Regions from separate parts of the Homo sapiens genome. Here region 1 is linked to region 2. The links are chromatin loops, found by intact Hi-C in ENCODE. Cell type or tissue: MCF 10A. All regions are shown on one strand. Links, peaks and the distances in the headings refer to the core of each region. The heading gives the core; the rest is flanking DNA. Region 1 overlaps SLC6A20 (solute carrier family 6 member 20). Region 2 holds the start of LARS2-AS1 (LARS2 antisense RNA 1).

Evidence for each region. A loop is a pair of places that touch in the nucleus more often than their neighbours do. Peaks named below come from ENCODE experiments on the same cell type or tissue, not always from the same donor. Only the 100,000 strongest peaks of a DNase experiment are listed, where the experiment ranks them.
Region 1: it touches region 2 in a loop (14-fold over the local background); 3 of 110 quality-filtered maps call a loop at or near these places.

The regions. Positions count from the first base shown.
Region 1 is chr3:45,757,148-45,766,197 of GRCh38, reverse strand. It overlaps SLC6A20 (solute carrier family 6 member 20), which reads left to right. Exons shown (of 11, transcript NM_020208.4): 8 at 457-661; 9 at 3,126-3,285; 10 at 6,176-6,341; 11 at 7,071-9,050. The coding sequence ends at 7,220. Among named protein-coding and RNA genes, the nearest start is that of SLC6A20, 35 kb to the left of the region's middle. In MCF 10A, for the core only: a CTCF peak has its summit at 4,898 (motif pointing left); a DNase peak (open chromatin) is centred at 4,867.
Region 2 is chr3:45,506,503-45,515,552 of GRCh38, reverse strand. LARS2 (leucyl-tRNA synthetase 2, mitochondrial) reads right to left here. Exons shown (of 22, transcript NM_015340.4): 16 at 2,318-2,418. It overlaps LARS2-AS1 (LARS2 antisense RNA 1), which reads left to right and starts at 6,008. Exons shown (of 4, transcript NR_048543.1): 1 at 6,008-6,196; 2 at 8,571-8,641. RefSeq lists a silencer at 5,642-5,936 and an enhancer at 6,763-7,629. In MCF 10A, for the core only: a CTCF peak has its summit at 3,863; a DNase peak (open chromatin) is centred at 3,862.

The DNA.
Region 1 (9,050 bases), core at 345-8,344, 250 kb before region 2:
ACGTGACCGCTGAGCACCTGCCCCTCCTGGTTGCCTGCTGACCAAGCTGTCTCCCTACAATTCTGCTTCCTGCTGCCCTGGCCCCGCCCTCCCTCCTCAGGTCCCAGCCACGGAGGTTTCAGGACACCTAGTCGGTCATCACATTAGAAGCAGAAATTATCCATTGTTTTATTATCTTTCATCCAGAATGTACGTAAGTTGGGGCAGGAGAGGGGAACTCAGTGTTGCAGGCTGGCTACAAGTTCTCACGTGCTTTGCATATATGAGCTCCTGGCAGCTCCCATTTCGTTTCAGCCCAGCTGAGTGTAAGGGGTTGATCTGCAGATGGAAGCTCCAACCTCACAATGTGGCTTCTCATGGCCACTTCCAAGGTCCCCCATGTTGCTTAGTACTGAGTGCGTGAATAAGACTATAAGTCCCTCTTGCATGTAACTGGTGTCTTCTCACCCTGGGCAGGCCGTCCAGGGCACTGGCCTGGCATTCATCGTCTACACAGAGGCCATTAAAAACATGGAGGTGTCCCAGCTGTGGTCGGTGCTCTACTTCTTCATGCTGCTGATGCTGGGCATTGGGAGCATGCTGGGGAACACAGCGGCCATCCTCACCCCTCTGACAGACAGCAAGATCATCTCCAGCCACCTGCCCAAGGAGGCCATCTCAGGTCAGCGGGGCCAGCCAGTGGAGGAGGCAGGGGTCAGGAGGGCCAAGGCGTGGGGGTGAACAGGGGAGAGCTCCCTCAGGGGTCATGGGCTGGTTCAGGTGGCTACAGGGGGTTGCAGCCACCTCACCACGGTCCTGCCATGTCTTCTCACAACCTGGGACCTGGGCCATGTGATTCACCCTGTGCGTTCCATTCTCCACATCACAGGGAAGTGAAGTGGCCACCCCAACCCAACTCCCCAACCTGACATTCAAAGTTCTCCAGGCTAGGAGAGAACTCGATTTTGTTTCTGTTCATTTTCATTGAAGTATATTATATATATTTCAGACGGAGTCTCGCTCTGTTGCCCAGGCTGGAGTTCAGTGGCGTGATCTTGGCTCACTGCAACCTCCATCTCCCAGGTTCAAGTGATTCTCCTGCCTCACCCTCCCGAGTAGCTGGGATTACAGGTGCACGCCATGACACCTGGCTAATTTTTGTATTTTTAGTAGAGAAGGGGTTTCACCATGTTGGCCAGGCTGGTCTCGAACTCCTGACCCCAGGTGATTCGCCCATCTCAGCCTCCGAAAGTGCTGGGATTACAGGTGTGAGCCACCACACCTGGCCTGAAGTATGACCATTATAAAGTGTACATTTCTTAAGTACAAACTCAGTGGATTTTACATATGTATCCACCCAAGGAACCACCACCTAGGTCAAGATACAGAACATTTTCCACACCCTAGACAGTTCCTTCACACCCCTTCCCAGGCAGTATGCACCCCTGGAGTTCACCTCTATTTCTGACTTCTACATTTTAGGGGTTTTTTTCCTTTTTTTTTTTTTTTTGTTTTTAAAGAAACAGTCTCACTCTGTCACCCAGGCTGGAGTGCAATGGTGCGATCTTGGCTCACTGCAACCTCCACCTCCCAGGCTCAAGCTATTCTCGTGCCTCATCCTCCTGAGTAGCTGGGATTATAGGTGCACACCATGATGCCTGGCTAATTTTTGTATTTTAGTAAAGATGGGGTTTCCCCGTGTTGGCCAGGCTGGTCTCAAACTCCTGACCTCAAGTGATCTGCCTGCCTTGGCCTCCCAAAATACTGGGATTACAGGCATGAGTCATTGCGCCTGGCCTTCCTGTTCCTGAATTTCATATGAACGAAGTCCTATTGTACACACTCTACGTCTATTGTCTTCACTCAGAATCTACCTGTGAGATCCACTCATGTTGTTTCGAGCAGCGATCGTCTGCCCCTTTTTGTGCCTATACAATAATCCATTGTAAGGTGACATACCACAGTTTCTTTATCCATTCTGCTGTTGATGGACATTTCAGATCTTAGGAAATGAGCTGGCTTTTCCAATTACATCTCTCATGGTTTCACTCCCTGGCCCATCTGCTCCACTCCAATCAGGCAGTGCCTCAAGGACCCTGTGGCCTACACTACTCCGTCTCTGAAAACACCATTCCTTGACATGCAGGATGAATCAAACCCAGCTCCCAGGCCATCTCCTTCAAGCCCCGACCACTCCAGTTGGAGTTGCCCCCACCTCTTCAGAGTGCTGCAGCACTTAGACCCCCTCCTCAGGCCTGGTCTTTGTAGCCAACACTAGGTGTGCCCATAGCCTTCAGCCAGCGCATGGCCCCTTTCTCCTTGTGTGTCCCCGTCGGGATAGCAGGAGGGCTCGGTAGCTGGCAGTGTACGGTGTGCTAGTGGAAAGGGCAGGTGTGGGCTCTAGACTCAGACATGCATGGGGTCCCCAGGGAAGGCAGCTGGAGGGGCCTGGGATGAAGGCCCAGGTTCTGGAGGCTAAAGGGCCTGGGTCTGAATCCTCACTCTGCCATGGATGTGCTATGGGATGTCGGGGGAGCCTTAGACATCTCTGAGCCTTGCCTTCCCATCTGTGAAAGGGGGCTCCGGACACCTGCCTCAGAGGCCTAAGGGTCCAACGCATTGCAAGTGCCTGGCACAAGGGAGGATCTGGGTGGACATTTGTCTCTTCCCTGCCCCACCCTCTTCTGGGTGGAGGCAAGTCCTCTCTAGGAAGTCCTGATGGGGCCACTCCATATTCAAGCCTCCTCCCCTGATTCATTTCTCATGAGCTCCAGGGCTGAGTTGTTGGGATAAACAGCGGGGGTTATAATTGTAGACCCACAGCCTGGGCGGGATCCTGGAATGACAGTGCCCACTACGTCTGCTTGTTCATTGAGCTTTAAGCTCTGCCACCCCTGCAGGGCAGCTCAGTGAGTCAACATCAGTGACCCCTGCCAACACGCTTCGGGACACCATTGTGCCCCCTGCCCCACACACGTGGCACACACCTTCAGAGAGTCCAAACCATGACAGCTCTTTCAACCCATGTGGATGAAGCAATCAGCCAAAATTCCCTGAGGGCCGACGACCCCACTGTCCTGTAGAGAACTGGTAAGCAGTAGTGGGGGGGTCTCGGGCAGGTGAGCAGCTGGTCTTGTGGCCCCCAGGTCTGGTGTGCCTTGTCAACTGTGCCATTGGCATGGTGTTCACGATGGAGGCTGGGAACTACTGGTTTGACATATTCAACGACTACGCGGCCACACTGTCCCTGCTGCTCATCGTGCTGGTGGAGACGATTGCCGTGTGCTACGTGTACGGGCTGAGGAGGTGAGGAGGCCCAGGACCCTCATTTGCATAGGGAAAACACAGCCACAGAGGCCACGCCCCTCAAGGAAAACAGCTGTTTCTTGATGCACATCTTCACCTCTTCTTTAAGCTTCGCATCATGACTCAACGTTTGTTCTTTGCCCGCAGATCTCAGCTTATGCTCTGCCTCTATTCCATGCTCAGTTTGCTTCAGTGAATATCTTTTTCTCTATTCCCTGTACTTTTGCTTTGTATCATAGGCTGTTTTAGGGTTGACCCTGCTGGACCCCCACAGCTTACTGGGGCAGGGAATTGTGCCTCCAGGCACTGGATGCTCTGATCATCGGCCAACATCAGTATTTTCCAAGAACCCTGACCAAAGTCCAGTTGATAACTTAGACCTTAGAAAATTTGGCAGATTCAAAATTTAGTCAGTGAGGTTCTCAATCCCAGTGCACAGCACGGGACTGGAATGTTTTAGTTCTCCCCAGGTGATGGAATGTGCAGCTGGGGCAAGAGCCACTGGTCTAGAGCAACCTTCAAACTCGAGTGTGCCTCAGAGTCCCTTGGGCTGGTCAAACACAGCTGTGAGACTCACCCCCAGGGTTCTGATCAGGCAGGCCAGGGGAGGGCCAAGAATTCACATTTCTAGCAGGTTCCCAGATGAGTCTGGCACCCACACTTTGAGAACCACTGGCCTAGAGAGCTTTGCTACCTCAAGTGTGGTCCCTAGAGCGGGAGCAGCAGCAACAAGGCGCTCGTTGGGACTGCAGAAGCTCGGGCCCACCCCATCCTGCTGAATCAGATCCTGTATCTTCACACTATGTCCAGGGGGCCTGAGGCACATCACAGTTTGGGCAGCGCTGCTCTAGTGGGTGCGGTTTGGGCGAGGAGGCTGTGCCACGTTGTTTTCTGCCCTCTTCCCCAGTCTTTTTGATCCTCTGTGCTGGTTCAGGGTGGGGAGGGAGACATTGACAACACTCTGGGAGGCAGGCATCCCTGAAGCAGCAATCCCTGCTGTGTCCCCGGAAAGGCCAGGGTCCCGTGCCATGCTGAGGGATCTCCCATGATCCATCAGGACATAAGTTAAACAAAGCCAAATTGATGTCTTTCCCGTAGGACTTCTCAGAATCTTAAAGACAGTTGTGGATCCCAAAGAGAGGGTTAGAATTGCAGCATTTCCAGACTTACTTGGTCAAGGAATGCCTTTTCACCCTCCTCTCACCCGACTCCCACCCTTAGCTACTAACATTTTGAGGACACTAGTGTTAAGGGGACCAACTCTCCCTGTTTCCCCAGGATTGAGGGGTTTTCTGGGACGTGGAACTTTCAGTACTAAAATTGGGAAAATCCCTGGTCACCTAGGAAATGCCAGTCTAGAGGGAGAAAGAGATTGGTCACTGAGAGGGTGAGTGTTTCAGGATAAAAAGAGAAGGTTGGGAGAGAGGAACAGAACCTAGGGCCCGCTGGAGGTCACTAGATGGGTGAGGGGCACAAGTCCATCAAAAAGGGGCTGGTGAAGGGAGACAGAGGCAGAAACAAACGTGCCTTGGAGATGTCGTAGGTGGACTGACCATGTAAGTGGCAGGAGGGGAGTGCTTCGGCTTGCTCAGGTGACACCGCCATCTAGTGACCACCCAGCAACAGTGTCCTGGGGCTTTTCTGCAGCCAGCTCTTCCCAACTTTCTCCATCCAGGAAAGGGGGGGGGGTTATGGGGGTGTGAAGGGACAAGAGGACCCCCAACACTTTTTCACCTGTCTGATTTTGAAAGCCCCAGGTTTTCGTGTCACATACATGAGCCTTCATGGCCTGCAGCCTAGAGTCCAACTACGTCAGCAGCAGCAAAGGGCAGGTGGTGGTCGCCACACAGCCTCGCATGGACACCCAGGACATGCAGCAGGTCCCAGGGAGGGAGGGGCTGTGGCTGCAGCTGGTGACGTCACACCCACACCACCCCAGCCCCTCCCGCCAAGGCTGCCTCTTCCGCTGTAGGGAGCAGGTTTAAAGGCTCTGGGCTGGAGGCAGGAGGCCAACCCAGGTTCTGGGCCTGGTCTTTACCAAGCCCTAAGGAAGAAGGCATCGCAGCCCTGGGCCTTGGTTCCTCCTGTGTGAAATGGGGAGTTTCGTTGGGCCAACATCTCCCAAAATGCCAAAGATACTTTTTATACTGTGTACGTGTATTCAAAAACACACGTACTTAGTTTGTCAAGTCGATGAGAAACTGGCTGCTGTTGTGCTGCTGCTAACCGTAGGTTTAAAAGTAAAGAAGAGGGAAAAGAGAGCTACAGGCATGATGGAGGTGGTGATGGTGGCTGTGGGCAACGCCTTTGGGACTCACTGCCCTGGCCACTCTAGACCAGCTCCAGCAGGCCAGGGCTACGGTCCTTCAGTCCGAGGTTGGCTCTTCCTCTGTCCCAGAAAACCTGCTCTGGTTTCAATGGACCAAGTGATTCTGCTCCGTGGTGTTTCTACTGGGAAAGGGAGTCACTGATTGACAGGGGCGGGCTGGGTAGGGGGGTGGGCAAAGCCGCCCAAGAAGTCCCTGTCATTGATGACCAGCCTGACAAATGTCCATCCCCTGCTGCCTGTGCCCACCATTCCTGGAGGCTGCCCTCTGGGCTATGCCAGCAGCCTTCATCTGAAGGCTGGCATTAGGAAGGCGTCTTCTGATGTCCACTCTCTGCGGGTTGCTTGCTCCGTCATCCCTTCTGGGCAGCCTCAGCCCTTCTCCCCTCCCCACCGCAGCACTCGTCTCTCAAGAAGGTGTCACAGAGGAGCCCAGTGGCCAAGCTCAGACATCCTTTACCACCTAGAACAGAATGTTCCTTTGTGAATAGGGACAGGCAAGCTGGACGCCCTGACCTCCGCAGCCTGGTTAATCCAGACTTTCTCTCCCTGTTTTCCAAATAGATTTGAAAGTGACCTTAAGGCCATGACCGGCCGAGCTGTGAGCTGGTACTGGAAGGTGATGTGGGCTGGCGTAAGCCCACTGCTGATTGTCAGCCTCTTTGTCTTCTACCTGAGCGACTACATCCTCACGGGGACCCTGAAGTATCAAGCCTGGGACGCCTCCCAGGTATCTACTGTCTCCGTAGGGCTGGCGCTGGGCCCCCATGGCCACTGAAAAGCATGGGCCATTCATTTTCCGAAACCAGGGGACTATTTCCATGGTGTGGGTAGGTTATTTGTCACGACATGGAAATATCACTGAGGTATTTTAGAAATAGTCCAGCACGGAGGAGCTGGGCTTTGAGCTTTTAGGTATGTGCTTCAGTGGGGCGAGAGGAAGGCACTCCTCCAGAGCTTCCCCATCCACCTGTCCCCCGGAAGCTGAGAAAAACTCCCGCTGCAAAGGCGCCAGCTCCTGCCTCCTGAGCAGCGCTCTCCTCCGCGCCTACCGCAGCAGACAGCACTGACAGAGAACGTTGCTACCTTCACGGGAAAGTCCCATTCCAGGCTAAGAGTAGTCGCCTACAGTTTAGGTTCCCTGAAAGTTGCCTTAGACATAAGGTGCTTGATTATTACCATGGTTATTCATTATGGGTAGCTCCAAACAATAGCTCTACACCCACTGGTTCAAGTAGTTACTATTATTCCTAGTTTATGGAAGAAAAAGAAGGTGAGGGCAGTTAGGCTCCTGGCACATTTGCTAGTGAATTGCAGAGCCCGTGGCCCCAGGAGTGAGGACACCGGCCCCACATGCTCTCTGCCCACGTCACATCACCTCCCCATCACGGATGGGCCCTGAGGCCCAGGGGCAGTGCTCAGCAGGTGCTCTCTGCTGACACTCAGTCTCTCCTTTCAGGGCCAGCTCGTGACCAAAGATTACCCGGCCTATGCACTGGCTGTCATCGGGCTGCTTGTGGCCTCCTCCACCATGTGCATCCCCCTGGCGGCCCTGGGGACTTTTGTTCAGCGTCGCCTCAAGAGGGGAGACGCAGACCCCGTGGCCTGAGATGTGGGCTTCCCAGCCGCTCACGGTTTTACAGATACTATTTACAGGCGGAAACTCCTCGGCTGCTTTTTCAAATGCTTAAGCCAGGAGTGCTCAGCCCATCAACTTCCTGAGTGTCTAAAGAAGATGAGGAAGGTGTGCAGGAAGAAAACTCCCTTGGGAGAACGCACACCCTCCCGTGGTGGCTGTTCCTCCCTGTCACCTGCCTCCTCATCATGGAAGGGGGTGGGCTATGAAAGCCGGTCTCAAAGATAACTGCATCCTTCATTCCAGGAAAGCCCTAGAATTAGGGCACATTGCAAACTGAAATATGACTATAATTCTTATGGGACCAAATTTAAGCAATTTTTGTTTTTGGCTGAAGAGACACCAAAATATTAGAGGACAAATATTTTTAGATCCATTTAAGGAGTTTTGAAGTGCCTAAGATGACCTATTTGTCAGTGGTGCAAAATTAATTCTCTTCTTTTTTGAGTTGTAGTGAATATGCAATTTCTGTGTTCCCCTTCCACCCTTTAAATCTTAGGATGACAAGTTATAAAGAAAGAAGATCTTTGTCTGGGACCCCCAAAGGGATCCTTTCTCTAAGGTCTCTGACGGTGGGTCCAGGACCAGACCTCTCTACAAAAAATTGCCCCAACTACAGTTTGCAACCCCAAACCACATTAGAAGTCTGTGCAGACATCCCTCCGTGGTGTGTGTCTTGGTGCATTGGAAAAGGAGTCAGGAGCCACTGTGAGGTGAGAATGAAAGTGGATCTCAGCTGGGCACGGTGGCTCACGCCTGTAATCCTAGCACCTTGGGGGTCAAGGTGGGTGGATCACTTGAGGTCAGGAGTTTGAGGCCAGCCTGGCCAACATGGCGAAACCCCATTTCTACTAAAAATACAAAAAAATTAGCTGGGAGTGGTGGCATAGGCCTGTAATTCCAGCTACTCTGGCTGCTGAGGCACAAGAATCATTTGAACCTAGGAGGTGGCGGTTGCTGTGAGCCAAGATCATGCCACTCCACTCCAGTCTGGGCGACAGAGCAAGACTCTGACTCAAAAAAAAAAAAAAAAAAAAGTGGCTCTGACTTTCCCATAGGCTTAATATTACATTTGGACATCGTGGCCAACTCTATCAAGACCACAAATACCACTTACAATTAATTTTAAATTATTCATCTGTACATAGTTTTCTAAAATGTATATAATTCAAACAGAGCATCTTGTAACTGAAGACACACCATATCTATGATATCGCATTAGTCCATGTGGGGAAAAGAAAGATCAGATTGTTACTGTGTCTGTGTAGAAAAGGAAGACATAAGAAACTCCATTTTGATCTGTACTAAGAAAAATTGTTTCTGCTTTGAGATGTTGTTAGCCTATAACTTTAGCCCCAACTCTGTGCTCACAGAAACATGCGCTGTAATGAATCAAAGTTTAATGGATTTAGGGCTGTGCAGGATGTGCCTTGTTAACAATATGTTTGCAGGCTGTATGCTTGGTAGAAGTCATCGCCATTCTCCATTCTCGATTAACCAGGGACACAATGCACAGCAGAAAGCTGCAGGGACCTCTGCCCAAGAAAGCCTGGGTATTGTCCAAGGTTTCCCCCCCACTGAGACAGCCTGAGATATGGCCTCATGGGAAGGGAAAGACCTGACTGTCCCCCAGCCCGACACCTGTAAAGGGTCGGTGCTGAGGAGGAATAGTGAAGGAGGGAGGCCTCTTTGCAGTTGAGATAAGAGGAAGGCTTCTGTCTCCTGCTTGTCCCTGGTAATGGAATGTCTCGGTGTAAAAAGCTGACCATTCCCATTCGTTCTATTCTGAGATAGGAGAAAACC
Region 2 (9,050 bases), core at 405-8,404:
CCCCTACTCACATACCACTGGTCTAGATGGTGCTGATGGAAGGGGTCTTAAATGGCCGCATTTGGATGAGGTGACCTTGTTGCCAAGCCCTACTGGAGAGGACTAGTAAGAGCACCTGGCAAGGCTAAGCCTCTATCTCACAAATTGGAGCTAAGAGATACAGAAACTCAGTTTCCATGTTGCTGAGCACTGGGACCATCAGGTCCTAAGGAGATGGGGCAAGACTTGCCACTGCAGCTACCCAAGGTCACTTGGTAAATTGAAATTGGGGAGAGGAGAATCCAAGTCTGGCAGATGAAGGAGAACAGGGCAGAAGAACAGAGAGAAGCAGGAAGAAGAACTAAGAACGAGAGAGCTGAGAAAGAGAGAAGAAAAAAGGAGTGGCTGGTGACTTCCTATGAGCAGTGGGGCCTAGCTCTATTTTCTGCAACTGGGTTTGGGTGGATTTCTTTTCCTTCCAGCCAAATAATCTCTGATTCCAACAGCAACCAAGCTAACAGGGGACCGATGTACAGACCTAAAAGCCAACTCCATACTTCATGAGAGTTACATCCATGAAGGAGACAGAAACCTGCCCTTGCTGATCAAAGTATTCTCACCCAGTAGGCAAGACTACGTGGGAAGGGAAAAGATGTTCACAATACTGCCTGACCCCATGACAGCAGAGAAGGGGAGACTGAAGTCCTAGATGTTTATCCACGCTGTGGTGAGACTCAGGGAACCACTGGCCCCTTTACCCTGCCCCAGGCTGTGTCTAGACCTTAAAACACTGTTATGCAAATTAGGAAAAAATGTATCTTTCTGGGCAGAAAAGTTGAGAAGTTAGAAAAAGTCACCCTCGTTTGGCAGATGTTGCCCTGAAATGTATGGCTTGAGAAACGGCTGCATTTCAGGCCCTACTGAAATCACAGCCTTGGCTTGGTTCTTTTGTGTAGCGCACAAACTGCACAGCTATACATGGGCAGCCTTGCCTGTTACAGAGAACACTTCACTAACTGTGAGGCTGAATTCTATGTGCACCTGAATTTAGCTCTTTCCCTCTGTCATCCATGCTGGAGAGACACTGCCAGTTCTGCTTCTCCAGCTTCTTTTTCTCCCACGGACCGTTATAAACCTTGATATATTTTGCTTTGATGAGGTAATTGCATCGACTGCTTCCCTAAACCCTGTCTCTAATGTTTGGCTGGAGAGGCTGCCTACCATTTACAGGGTTGTCGTGTGACCTAATCTCATCCATTATGCACTAGTTTTTCTAAATGTAATGGTCACAGTGCTGGGGGTTTCTCACAGCTGTCCCTATGTATACTGCATGTCTCCAACTGTTTTCTTTCTTTCTTTTTTTTTTTTGAGACAGAGTCTTGCTCTGTTGCCCAGGCTGGAGTGCAGTGGCATGATCTTGGCTCACTGCAACCTCCACCTCCTGGGTTCAAGTGATTCTCCTGCCTCAGCCTCCTGAGTAGCTGGGATTACAGGTGCATGCCTCCACGCCTGGCTCATTTTTGTATTTTTAGTAGAGACGGGGTTTCACCATGTTGGCCAGGATGGTCTTGAACTCCTGACCTCAGGTGATCCACCTGCCTTGGCCTCCCAAAGTGCTGGGATTACAGGCGTGAGCTACCACACCTTGCCCCTACCCATTTTCTAACATGTCATATATTCCACGTGTGTGCTGGGTGCACGTGATACATCCTCACCATGGCACCTGAAGATCTTGTGATCCTCAGGGTGAAAATGAAGGGTGAAATGTAAAGGGTAAAGGGTGAAAATGCAGAGTGGAAGGAAAAGGCTTGGGAGAGCTGGGACAGGAGGGAAGTTCGGGGAATCAGGGGGAGGTGTTTTACTGGGAAATGCTAAGAGGGGGCTGCTCTGGGGTGCTACGAGTAAACCGAGTGCTGCCCCCCAAGGTTCTGAAATGTGCCACTAGAACATGTTGGGAGAAACACTGGGAGTACCCCAGTTCTGGAAGAATGTGTCTTGGGCCTGGGGGCTCTATCCCTGAGGTGGGCTTTCAAAGATGGTCTGGGATAGGAGGTCATGCCTGAGTTGACTCTGTTACATACAAATGAAAACCCTGCCAGAAGCTGAGGTGGCACTTTGGCTGAAGGGGGCTGCAGCAGAGGAGCAGACGGCCAGTCCAGGACCAGGCTTCAGGGGGCGCAGGCCCAGAGGGAGCTGAGGCTTAGAGACCTCACAGCCAGCGGGTCTCTCTCCTGCATCCTCCCCACTCTAGAGGCAGATGCCTGCTTGCTCAGTAGCTCTCAGGCCTGGCCTTGGCTCTCTGGGAGTACCTGGATGGGACCAGATGGGCCATTCTTACCTGTGAGATCCACTTCCTCTCTCTGTAGATACTGTCCAGATGGTAGGCGGAATGTCTGCCCCTTGATAAGGCCTTGGGCCAGCAGCTTATGAAAAGGCTCCCTGAGGAAAGATGACAGGAAAAGAAAACAGGAGGAGTGGGACATGAGGCATTGAGAAAACAGCAACGCAGACCTTCCCTCGGATGGGCAGAAGTAGCTGCCCCTCATAAAAGCAGGCGGGCTGACCAAGGCCACTTATAAACCCAGCTTAAACAAATGGCTCCTTAGAAATAAGTGATAAGAAAATAAATTCAGGCTGGGCGTGATCCACCTGCCTCGGCCCCCCAAAGTACTGGGATTACAGGTGTGAGCCACCCCACCTGGCCTAAAAAAAGTTTTAAACCATACAAGTCATATATGACTATAAACCTTCTGTTCAAATCCAAACACTACCACTCCTTTCTAGGCCTATGTCCCTTTCAGGAGGCAGTTCTTATTAATAGTTTGGTATATATCCCTGGAAAAGTCTGGAGACATTTTTCAATGCCTTTGTATACATAAATGTGTACCTATCCACATATGGTTTTTATAGATTTTTGGGGATTTATATAAGTGGGATTATACCTTATGTATACTTTATGGTATTTCACTTAATGATATGAATGGATTTCTCCATGGCAGTTCATATAGATCTATCTCACTTTTTAAAAAGTTACCTAGTGTTCTGAAATATGAATTGATTATAACTTATTTATAGTACCTGTTTTAAAAAGTAGTTTTAGTTATACCCTTACTGGGTAAATAGTGACATATAAACTTTTTCTCATAAGAGGATAAGAACAGGTTGACCTTCATACTGAAATTATTGCAAATTTGCAGTTGTTTATTCTTAAGAATCTGCCTGATTCAATTTTGAGGCATTTCAGCAAGACCTATTCCAAACTCAAAGAATGATTCATGGCGATATCTGCTGATAACACACGTTAAGTATTTCGTGTTCAGGGTATCAGGTAGGAGCACTCATTTCCTGGAGATCCAGTGATGTTCCCCACAAACATCACCAGTACATGGCTTTGGTTGCTCAAGGTAAATTTTTAAAGGTGTTTTTAGGGCAAAAGTTAGGAGAGAATGATCTGGATTCAAAGATAAAGATAGGTAGGATGATCAAAATCAGCAGCATTGGCCAGGCGCGGTGGCTCACGCTTGTAATCCTAGCGCTTTGGGAGGCCGAGGCAGGTGGATTGCCTGAGCTCAAAGTTTGAGACTGGCCTGGGCAACATGGTGAAACCCCGTCTCTACTAAAATACAAAAAGTTGGCCAGGTGTGGGGGCGCGCACCTGTAGTCCCCGCTGCTTGGGAGGCTGAGGCAGGGGTTGCTTGAGCCCAGGAAGCGGAGGTTGCAGTGGGCCGAGATCACGCCACTGCACCCCAGCCTGGGAGACAGAGCGAGACTCTGTCTCCAAAAAAAAAAAAAAAAAAAAAAATCAGCAGCATTAAGCCTCAAGAAGGGGCTGGGAATCCAAGGAATCCTATTCTTAGGTCTTGTATTTTATCAAGTGGCACAACACTGCCACCTTCCGAGAACGGACAGAATTGCAACCTGCGAAAAACTGACTAACCCCAGCTGTTCAGCCTAAGGCTGCAACTTTTGCCTCGTCTTTTATAACTTTTTTTTTTTTAAGGTAAACTGTTGAGGTATAGCACACATATTGAAAAGTGTAAGTCCTAGCGGTATAATGATGAATCTTCACAATATAAAACACACTTGTGTAACTGGCATTCAGCCCAATTAGCAGAACGTGAAATCAACCTTCCATCCGCTTCTAGGCACTGTCTCCTCACTATGGGCCCCTATAGCCTGACTGCTAACACTATTATTTCATCTGCCTGTTTCTAACCCGCTTGTAGCCATTTCTTAGTGAGAGCTCTCAGGGGATGTCCACATGGGAGGCTTTCCCCAGAACTGGCAGGCAGGTCCTCAGCAGTGCACCCACACCAAGACCTGCTAGTTACATGAATATATCCTAATGTCTGAAAGCTTCCAACAATGAAACTTGACAGTTGAAGCTCTTCTGGACTGTCTTCTCTGAGGGTTGCAGTGCAGCAGGGGCCATCTCAGATGGATCATCTAGAGCAGGGATGGCAAAACCTAGCCAACTATCCCCAGTGCCCTTGCCTACAACCACCCAGACACCATTCATCGACAGCAGCACTCCTGGTGCTCAGAACGAGTCTCTGAATTCTTCTTCGTACCATATAATCAGAAAGCACAGAGTTATTATGTGAAATGTATCACTTATTTCTTTGGTATTTCTTGAGTGCTTGCTATGTGCCTGGCACTGAGCTAGGCACTGGGGATATAATGTTGGGCAAAGCAATCTCTGCCCTTGGGGAGCCAGCCTGTTTACGATCACTGAACCAAACCAATGCCTGACAACTCTCAGAGCTGTGAGGGAGGAAAAGAAAGAGTGCAGTCATATTTGAAGAGCTCCTCCTCCCAATCAAGTCCAAATTCCTCCGCATAGCCATCCAGGACTTCTCCCTGTCCCCTGCCACTCCCTCTGCTCTTTCAAATGTTGCCTGCATGTGCTTCCACGTCTTTACTCACGCCATTTCCCAAACTGTTATCAAAACTCTAGTCCTCCTTCCTGGCTCAACTCAAATGCCATCTCCACTGAGAAGGTATCTCCTGGTCAGAATTAGAATTAGTTGTTTTTTCCTTCCTGATGCATCCTGTGTAGTGCCTGTAATTGTATCTAGCAGCTATTACATTTTATTGTGTATTTAGGTAAGCTGCTTGCCTGTCTTTCTCCTGTGAGGAGTAGGAGGATGATTTTTTTTTGAGACAGGGTCTTGTTCTGTCACCCAGGCTGGGGTGCAGTGGCACAATCACAGCTCACTGCAGCCTCAGTCTCCTGGGCTCAAGTGATATTCCCACCTTACCCCTGCAAGCAGCTGGGACCACAGGCGCGCACTACCACACCCAGCTAATTTTTTGTATTTTTGGTAGAGATGAAGTCTCACTATGTTGCCCAGGCTGGTCTTGAACTCCTGAGCTCAAGCAATCCTCCTGCCTCGGCCTCCCAAAATGCTGGGATTACAGGCATGAGCCACTGCTCCTGGCCTTGAAAATCCTTAAAGGCCACTCTCAGTCTCCAGTTCCTAACAGATGCTCAGTAATGTTAATTGCCTTGAACTCAATCAAGCTTGTTTCAGTGGATGAATAAACCTACCAGCAGCAGGGGTGGGGGATAATGTGAGTAGGACAAAGTGGAGGCAAGAGAGGAGGGAAGAAAGAAATGAGTGAAGTGGGGCACTGGATGCTATACTTTCCAGCTAGTGCCACCATCTTTTTGCAGGGAGGGGTGCATTGAAAGATCCCAAGCAGCTGAAGCAAGAGAATGAGAGCAGGGGAATGCCCCGATGAGTGCTCACATGGAATTTCCCAGTGGGGAAAGGGGCGCTTCCCAGCTCCTAGAATCCTGCTCATTCCCAAGTGTTTTCCCTCCACTTTTCCAGGGAGCCAGGGAATGGGCTATAGGGAGTTGGGAATCTGGTTTTCACTCTTGGCTGAAGCTGGCCATGTCTACTCTCATGCGTAGTTTAGCTCTGAATGAGTCACACTTGTTTATTCATTCAACATGTATTTACATGATAATTGGGTACACAGCACTAGGCAATTAATTGGAGAGCTTACAATAAGAACAGGCAGCCCAGGACATGCTCATAAATAACCATCAGCACTACAAGAAAGACGTACCAAATGTGATTTGGAGGCGCAAGGTGCACAGGAATGAAGGACAAAGGACATCAAGGGCCCTGCTGGACTTGGAACCCAGGCCTGCTGGAGCAGAGATCACATCACATTGCCAAGTTCATTATTCAGATTCACAATTGGGGTAATGTGTTTCCCTTTTGTTCACTCATTCATTCACTCAACAGATGGTACTTGGGAACAGACTTGCGTATGCAACTGAGTTATTCATTCATCATAGTGACTGTGCACAGCAGGGGCCTTTATAAGTGAGTGGAAAATCTGCAACTCTAAACCACTAACAAACCGTTCTGACTCAGGGACCATCAAACGCGGGAGTATTAGGCAGGGCCTCTGCCTTGAAGAAGGCCCTGGATTTCTGAGTCAGCTTTCTTCCTACTCCTTCGGTACATCCCTGGAGGTAGATCATGCTTGCTTGCACTGAAGCACAGCTATATGTAAGCACAGTGATGAAAACTGGGGGGAGATCTTCACAATTTCTTCATTAGTTTAGACTGCACTAACTCAGAAATTGCAACAACTGATAGCTGCTGGGCATTGAAGGCCACATTTGTCCCACTTGGAAGAAGGAAAGAAGGAAGGGAGGGAGGCAGGGAAAGAGGGGAGGAAAGGTAGGGAGGGAGGAGAGGGAGGAAGGGAGGGAAGGAAGGGAGTTGCTAATTATTAGGATAAACAAGGAAATTCAGAACATTGATTGATTGGCCATGTTAAGTGCTCTTAAAAAAATCACTATATACAAGGAATGTGCTAATTACAGTATGAGCAAAGAATATCAGGATGTATCAGAGCCCCACCTTCTTGCTGCAGATGACATTTACCTATTCATGAAGCCCCAGAGAGCCTGCTGCCCACTCCCCTGACCTGGTGCGAGAGTGGCCTGCCAGGCTGCAGATCTTTGAAGGCCATAGATCTCTGAAAATGGTCTCCAAATTGGACTTTTCATTAAATCAGACTAAGTTTACCTTCCTCTTCTTCCTTGTTCTGTGCCCAGGGCCATCATGTCACATAATTAGCCTAGTTTCTAAGTATTAGCCATGGCTCATTCTTGAAATATCACCATTCCCATTTCCTAGCAGCCAGTTAGTGGCGCAGAAGGAGGGTTTACTAATACAGCAGGACCCAAGTAAAGCTTCTCTTCCCTTCCTGTTCCTTTTCCCAGTAGCCCCGTTTCTGGCATGATCAGAGTAACAGAGAAGAAAGCTCTGTGGATAGGGGCTTGCTGTGCTCTCCACGGTCAGCAGGCGGCCTGCCCTTCTCATGGGAGCTCCCTGAGCAGCTGCTTGCTTCTGACAGCCACCACTTTCTGTTGATTCCAAACTGAAGGGAGAAATTCAGTTTGGGGAATTTAGTGTCTAAGTTGCATTACAGAGCTACAACAAAAAGTGACAAGATTCCATGTTTACAGCGGTCTCCCACAAAGGGAGAGAAAAGGCTTCCTGATCTCATTCAGTGAAGATGGGCCATGACATGTTCCCACGCTCTAATGTGCCCCCTCTCTTTCAACCTGGTGCTAACCACCGGAAGGAGGGAAGCTGAAAGCTGATCCTACCCCACACCCACAACCACAGCAGGAGGCTCAGCATATTTTCCTTCTTTGGAATATATACCATACTGTAAATGATAAAGTTACACAATCATTGTAAAAAATCTGGAAAAAATCAGAAGTATATTGGGCTCACCACCCAGAGATAGCTAGTGTTAACATGTTGGCATGAGTTTTTCAAGTCTTTTCTCTTGCTTTGAGTATGTGTATATATGTGCTTGTATATATAAAGACAAAGATAACCAAGCTGTATCTTGCTTTTTCTATTTCTCATTACTTCAGATGAATTTCTCCATGTTATTAAACATTCTTTGTAATTTAATTGAAAGTGTTGTATAAGTGTGCTCCACGTAGATGGATTATACTTTATTTACCCTGTCTCAGCATTTTGGGGCATTTAGATTGTATCCAAATTTTTAGCTACTTGAAATAACACTTACATGAACATCTTGGTGCATAAGTTTGCATTTCTGATTATTTCCTTAGGATAGATTTTTAGCAGTGCAATTAGTGCACCCAAAAATGAATAGTTTTAAGGCTCTCACTATGTATTGCCAAACTGCTTTTCAGAAAGATTGTTCCAAGCTACTTCCTGCAATATATGAGAGCTGCTCTTATGCTAGCTTCCTTACTACATGGAAGATGGCATCTCACTGCTGAATAATTTATATTTGCCAGTGAGGGAAATTTTTTTTTTTAAAATCATAGAAATGGGGTCTTGCTGTGTTGCCCAGGCTGGTCTCGAACCCCTGCACTCAAATGATCTTCCTGTCTTGCAATCCCAAAGTGTTGGGATTACAGGTGTGAGCCATCGTGCTGGGACGGAAACATTTTACAGTGTAAGATGTTTATTATTTTATAGTGTGATAAAATGTTTATTAATCATTTGGATATCTTCTTTTGTGGGTTTCCTGCTTACATTAATTCCCGGTTAATCATTAACTTGGTATTTCAGATCACACAACTAAGGCACCTGCTGTCCTGTGTGGTGGCACACTTAACTTGGAGGCCAGCCTCTTACGTAAGGTAAGGAGACCTTAAAGTACAAACTGCAAGCCTAACTGTGCAGGTGATGAAAAAAAATGTCCACAACTCTTACAAAACAGGAAAGATGATTAGATATACATAAACCTTTGCTGTCTGTATTTGAAGAAATTAGAATCAGAGTGAAAAGAGTGCTCAGAGATAACTGAGTTCCTAACATATGAGGCCACTGAGACCCAAAGGAGTTCAGCTTCTTGTCCACACAGCTAATCAGGGGCACCACTGAACATGGACAGAGGTCTTTGGATTCCTGTTTCACAGCTGCTACTTGAGACAAGGGCTGAGGGGCTCAGAAATGTTAAACTAAAATGGAATAGCTGTACTATCATCTCAAATAGCCTCCTGAAATTACAATGCTAATCAAAAGGAATACAGAACTAGACTAGGAAAT